Linked DNA regions of Homo sapiens: region 1 is linked to region 2. Evidence: read pairs that join two places in POLR2A ChIA-PET (ENCODE). Cell type or tissue: CD4-positive, alpha-beta T cell. All regions are shown on one strand. Links, peaks and the distances in the headings refer to the core of each region. The heading gives the core; the rest is flanking DNA.

Evidence for each region. Peaks named below come from ENCODE experiments on the same cell type or tissue, not always from the same donor. Only the 100,000 strongest peaks of a DNase experiment are listed, where the experiment ranks them.
Region 1: POLR2A ChIA-PET joins it to region 2 with 11 read pairs; 18 of 35 experiments call an interaction of 5 or more read pairs at or near these places.

What each region holds. Positions count from the first base shown.
Region 1 is chr6:85,439,611-85,442,422 of GRCh38, forward strand. No RefSeq gene overlaps it. Among named protein-coding and RNA genes, the nearest start is that of NT5E, 9.1 kb to the right of the region's middle. In CD4-positive, alpha-beta T cell, for the core only: no CTCF peak of the experiment used is centred there; no DNase peak of the experiment used is centred there.
Region 2 is chr6:85,668,241-85,671,052 of GRCh38, forward strand. No RefSeq gene overlaps it. Among named protein-coding and RNA genes, the nearest start is that of SNORD50A, 7.7 kb to the right of the region's middle. RefSeq lists an enhancer at 970-1,491. In CD4-positive, alpha-beta T cell, for the core only: no CTCF peak of the experiment used is centred there; a DNase peak (open chromatin) is centred at 1,691; H3K27ac peaks cover 1,384 bases.

The DNA.
Region 1 (2,812 bases), core at 72-2,571, 230 kb before region 2:
CTACTCACTGTCTTGACAATGTACTTGGAAGAGCAGTAGTTTTAACTTTAATGAAGCCCAGTTTTCCAATCCTTTATTTAATGCTTCATGCCTTTGGCATTGTATCTAAAATGTCATCATTATACTCAAGATCGTATTCTCCTATATTATTTTCTAGGAGCTGTATAGTGTTATTTTTATAGTTAGGTCAATGATCAATTTTGAGTTAATTGTTGGGAAAGGTATAAAATCTGTAAGATGTGTGTCTAGATTGTTTTTATTTTTTTATTTTTTATTTTGCATGTGGATGTTCTAGCACCATTTGCTGAAAAGACGACCTTTTCTCCATTGTACTGCCTTTGCTCATTTGTCAAGAATCAGTTGACTATATTTATGTTGGTTTGTTTCTGGACTCCCTGTTTAATTGCATTGATCTATTTGTCTTTTCTCCTTTCAGTACCACATTGTCTTGACTACTGCAGTTTATAGTAACTGCTGAAGTCACGTAGTATCAGTTCTCTAACTTTGTTCTCATTCAATATTGCATTGGCTATTCTGGATCTTTTTGCCCCTCCATATAACCTTTAGAATCAGTTTGTCAACCTCCACAAAATAACTTGCTGAGAATTTAGGGGGATTGTGTTGAATTTTGGGAAGAGTGGAGAAGAACTGACATCCGGAAAATACTGTCTTCATATCCACGAATATGACATATCTATTTACTTAGTTCTTCTTTGATTTTTTTTTATCAGGGTTTTCTAGCTTTCTCATATAGATCTGCTATACATTTTTTTAGATTTATACCTAAGTATTTTATTTTTAGGGCGGGCCAATGTAAATGGCACTGCTTTTCATTTCAAATTCCACTTGTTCATTGCTGGTATATAAAAAAGTGATTGATATTTTGTGTGTTAGTTTTATATCCCATCCTACAACCCTGCTATAATTGCTTGCTAATACCAGGAGTGTTTGTGTCAATTCTTTTGGATGTTATACATAGACAATGACTCCATCTGTGAATAAAGACAGTTTTATTTCTCCCTTCACAATCGTTATACATTTTATTTCCTGTTCTTTTCTTACTGCATGAGCTAGGACTTCCAGTGCCTACATTCTTGTTTGTGACAATGTTGAAAAGCAATGGTGAAAGGAAATATCTTTGCCTTCTTTCTGATCTTAGTGGGAAAGCTTCAAGTTTCTCACAAGTAAGTATGATGTTAGCTGTAGGTTATTTTATAGATTTTTTTTTTTTCTGGAGATGGAGTTTCGCTGTTGTTGCCTAGGCTGGAGTGCAGTGGCACGATCTCAACTCACTGCAACCTCCGCCTCCCAGGTTCAAGCGGTTCTCCTGCCTCAGCCTCCTGAGTATCTGGGATTATAGGTATGCGCCACCATGCCCAGCTAATTTTTGTATTTTTTCATAGAGACGGGGTTTCACCACGTTGGTCAAGCTGGTCTCGAAATCTTGACCTCAAGAGATCACCCCGCCTCTGCCTCCCAAAGTGCTGGGTTTACATATAGATGGTTTTAACAAGTTGAGGAAGTTCTCTATTCCTCATTGGCTGAGATTATTTATTATGAGTGGGTTTTGGGTTTTGGCAAATACTTTTTCTGTATCTATTGTTATGATCATAGAATTTTTATTCTTTGTGTACACAGTCTCTGAAAATAAGGATAGAGCAAAAATTAATATAAACAAAATTAAAATTTGTATTCTTTAGCTTGTTGATATGATGGACTACATTAATTGATTTTTGAATAAATGTTGAACCAGCCTTGAATACCTGTGCTAAATCTCATTTAGTCGTAGAGTATGATTCTTTTTATACATTTATTTAATTTTCTAATATTTTATTGATCCTTTTATCTAATCAATGCCAGAGGATACAGTTTATATCAGAAAGGAAATGATTATAAATCCATAGTTCAATTTTAATGTCATCTAGACAGATAGAACTTTTGATAGACTTCTGAAGTTTTCTGGGTATTTTACAGATTTCTCTTTTCTAGGAAATAAACATTATCAAAACCTCTCAGCAAGCTGGAAATAGAAGAGAACTTCCTTAATTTGGCAAAGGTGTTATAGGACCACTGCATTCGACTGCTTATTGCACAGTGACAGACCAATATACCAAAACAACAGGAGTTGCAGCAAAGAGTTTAATTATCATAAAACAGCCAAATAAGGAGACAGGAGGAAACATCAAATCCACATCTCCAGAAGATAGGGAGATGGGACTTTTAAGGGACCTGGACAGGTGACAGACTAAAATGTACTGATTGCTAATTGGTCAAGAAGTGAGAGGTGAAGTCATAGGGCAGGTAGATTAAGAGACTACATTCCTGTCCTGAGTCAGTTACACTCTGGGTCTTCAGACCAGCTGGCATCAGCCATTCTGCTGGAATTCAGGATATCAAAAAACACCTTAAGCAATTATTGGGTTAAAATGTCCAGTATCGGCCAGGTGCGGTGGCTCAGGCCTGTAATCCCAAAGCCAAGGCAGGCAGATCACCTGAGGTCAGGAGTTCAAGACCAGCCTGGCTGACATGGTGAAACTCTGTCTCTACTAAAAATACAAAAAGTAGCCAGGCGTGGTGGCGGGCACCTGTAATCCCAGCTACTTGGGAGGCTGAGGCAGGAGAATCACTTGAACTAGGGAGGCAGAGATTGCAGTGAGTGGAGATTACACCACTGCACTCCAGCCTGGGTGACAGAGTGAGACTCCATCTCAAAAAAAAAAAAAAAAAAAAAAAATCCAGTTCCAGAGATTCTATCTATAGGAACAATGTGGGAGCAGGTGGTCAGTTTGCTACATGACTCTCAAGTTAGTTA
Region 2 (2,812 bases), core at 291-2,790:
GTATCTCTAAAGCATATGCTCTGACTGGAATACCCTGAATTTAATCACAAAGAGAACATATGAGAGCACTGTGGAATCATGAAGACATTATATATCTATATGGACAGGTGGGCTACGTTTCTGGCAGCAGGAAACGGCCCTGTTCTGTTACAGCACTAGCCACAACACAATAAAACCAAATTATGAAGAAACACAATATCTTTTGTTAGAAATTAAATCAACTTAAAAAATTCACAGATTAAAAAAATTTTATTCTATAAATTTCAAACATGTACAAAAATAGAGAAAGAGTATAATAAACTCCAAAGAGCCCATCATCCAACATTAACAATTATCAACTTCAGGCTAATCTTGTTTCATCTCTACCCTTCAACCACTTCCTTTGTTTTCTGTATTATTTTGCAACAAATCTCAGACATCAAATCATTTCATCCATAAATAACTCAGTATATTTGTCTAAAAGATACAGCCTCTTGAACAACAAAAAGAGCCACAATGCCATTATCACATCTAACAAAGTCCCAATTATTTTTTAATACATGAAATAGCCTGTGTTTAAACATATATCTCATAAATTCATTTTTTAAAACAATATTGAATGAGAATCCAACTGGGATGCAAACATTGAGAATGTTGATATATCTTTTCAGTTTCTTGATTTGTAGGTTACCCATTCATCTCGTTTGGTTGGTTTCTTTCCTTGCAATTTATTTGTTATAGAAATCATTTGTAGAGTTTTCCATAGTCTGGATTTTGCTGATTGTATCTTTGTAATGTAGTTTAACATATGTCTTTGTAATCTATAAATTAGTAATTATATCCAGAGGCTTTATCAAATTCATATTCATTTTTGTTGTTTTCAGACAAGAGTCTGAAATAGGCAGAGGCAAATTCTTTCTTCAGGGACATATAATATCTTATCACCTCTTTTTTGGATGTTAGCAGTCATTGATATTTATTGCCTATACATTAATTCATTAGAATGTTGCAAAATGATGATCTTCTAATTATGCCAATCTTTTTTCATTGTTAACTGGAATATATCAATAAAGACAAACTTTTTATCACCTTTTATTTGGTTATGTCAGTACAGTTGGTATTGGAAAGTCCCTTTATTTGCAGTTCTGAAACTGATGATTAGCATCCTTTAACACTTATATTAAATTCAGTTTTTTAAAGTATCATTCTGAATTCATAGATTTGAAGACATGTCTTTTTCTCTATTTTTTCTCTATTACACCTCAATAATAGTCAAATTTTCTATCTTTGGAAAGTGAGAGACTCTCCAAGTTTACTCCTGAGTTCCTTTTTTTTTTGAGATGGATCTCCCTCTGTCACCCAGGCTGGAGTGCAGTGGCGAGATCTCAGCTCACTGCAACCTCCGCTTCCCGGGTTCAAGCAATTCTCCTGTCTCAGCCTCCTGAGTAGCTGGGATTACAGGCACCCGTCGCCATGCCCAGCTAATTTTTGTATTTTTAGTAGAGATGGGGTTTCACCACGTTGGCCAGGCTGGTCTCAAACTCCTGACCTGAAGTGATCTGCCTGTTTTGTAATCCTTGCTGGGATTACAGGCGTGAGCCACCGTGCTTGGCCTCCTGAGTTCTTCTAACACAACTCCAGCAGTCTTGCTACCTGTTATAGCAACGTACAACAAGCTCATCTTGTACATTTCCTGTCTCAGATCTGTTTCCTTTTAGTGGTAAGTGGTATTTAGAGGCCACAATCTGGGCCCTAGGGGTAGGGTTCATAGATTTTGATGTGTATGAATCATACTTGGAGTTTCTGTGTTTTCTTTCACAGTGGTTCCCATTTGACTAAGAATGAAATCCTTTCAATGACCCATTAAGCCCTACATAAGCTGCAGGCCTTGCTTCCTTTCTCACTATGCATGCTCCTTCCTATGGGCCACTGCTATGGAAATGCCCTTTTCCCAGATATATGCACAGATCAATCTCTCACCCTCTGTTAGGTGAGAGATTGAGCTATGCACATATCTAAATCTCTGCTTAATTAATCTCAACTTTTCATTGAAGCCTATTCTGTCAACCCCATTTACTTCAATTGCCTCTCAGATGAGAGAATCCCCATTTGAAACTGCAACACTAATTATCTCCCCAAACCCACTCCCAATGTCTCATATTCTATTTTTTCTGTGTCATTTCTCATTTTTTAACATAGCTTATAATTTATTTATTATATAATGTCCTTCTCCTCTTCCTACAATGTAAGCTCCACAAGGGCAGAGGTTTTTGTTTGGTTCACTACTGTATCTTTAGTGCCTAGGATAGTACCTATACATGGTAGGCATTCAGGATATTTGCTCAATGAACAAATGAATGCAAACCTTGGTATATTTCTGAATCATCACACACTTAGTCTATCAGTATGGTTCAATCTCCTGAGGAACAGATTGAATTGAAAGCAAGCAATATCCTTCAAGAAAGTGAGCTACATCAATATGTGGGGACAAGTCCATGAATTTCAAAACTATCCTGACGTTTCTGGGCATGAGGCCAAACTCAGAACAATGTTTGTGTCCCTCCCTCCCTCCTTCCCTCCTTCCCTCTCTTCCTTCCTTTCTCTTTTTCTCTCCCTTCCTCCCTTTCTCTCTCTCTCTCTTTCTTTCTCTTGAGATGGGGTCTTGCTGTGCCTAGGCTGGTCTTCAACTCCTGGGCTCAAGCGATTCTCCTGCCTCAGCCTCCGGAGTAGCTGGGATTACAGGTGTGTACCATCAAGCCAGACTAATTTTTGTATTTTTAGTAGAGATGGGGTTTCACCATGTTGGCCAAGCTGGTCTTGAACTCCTGACCTC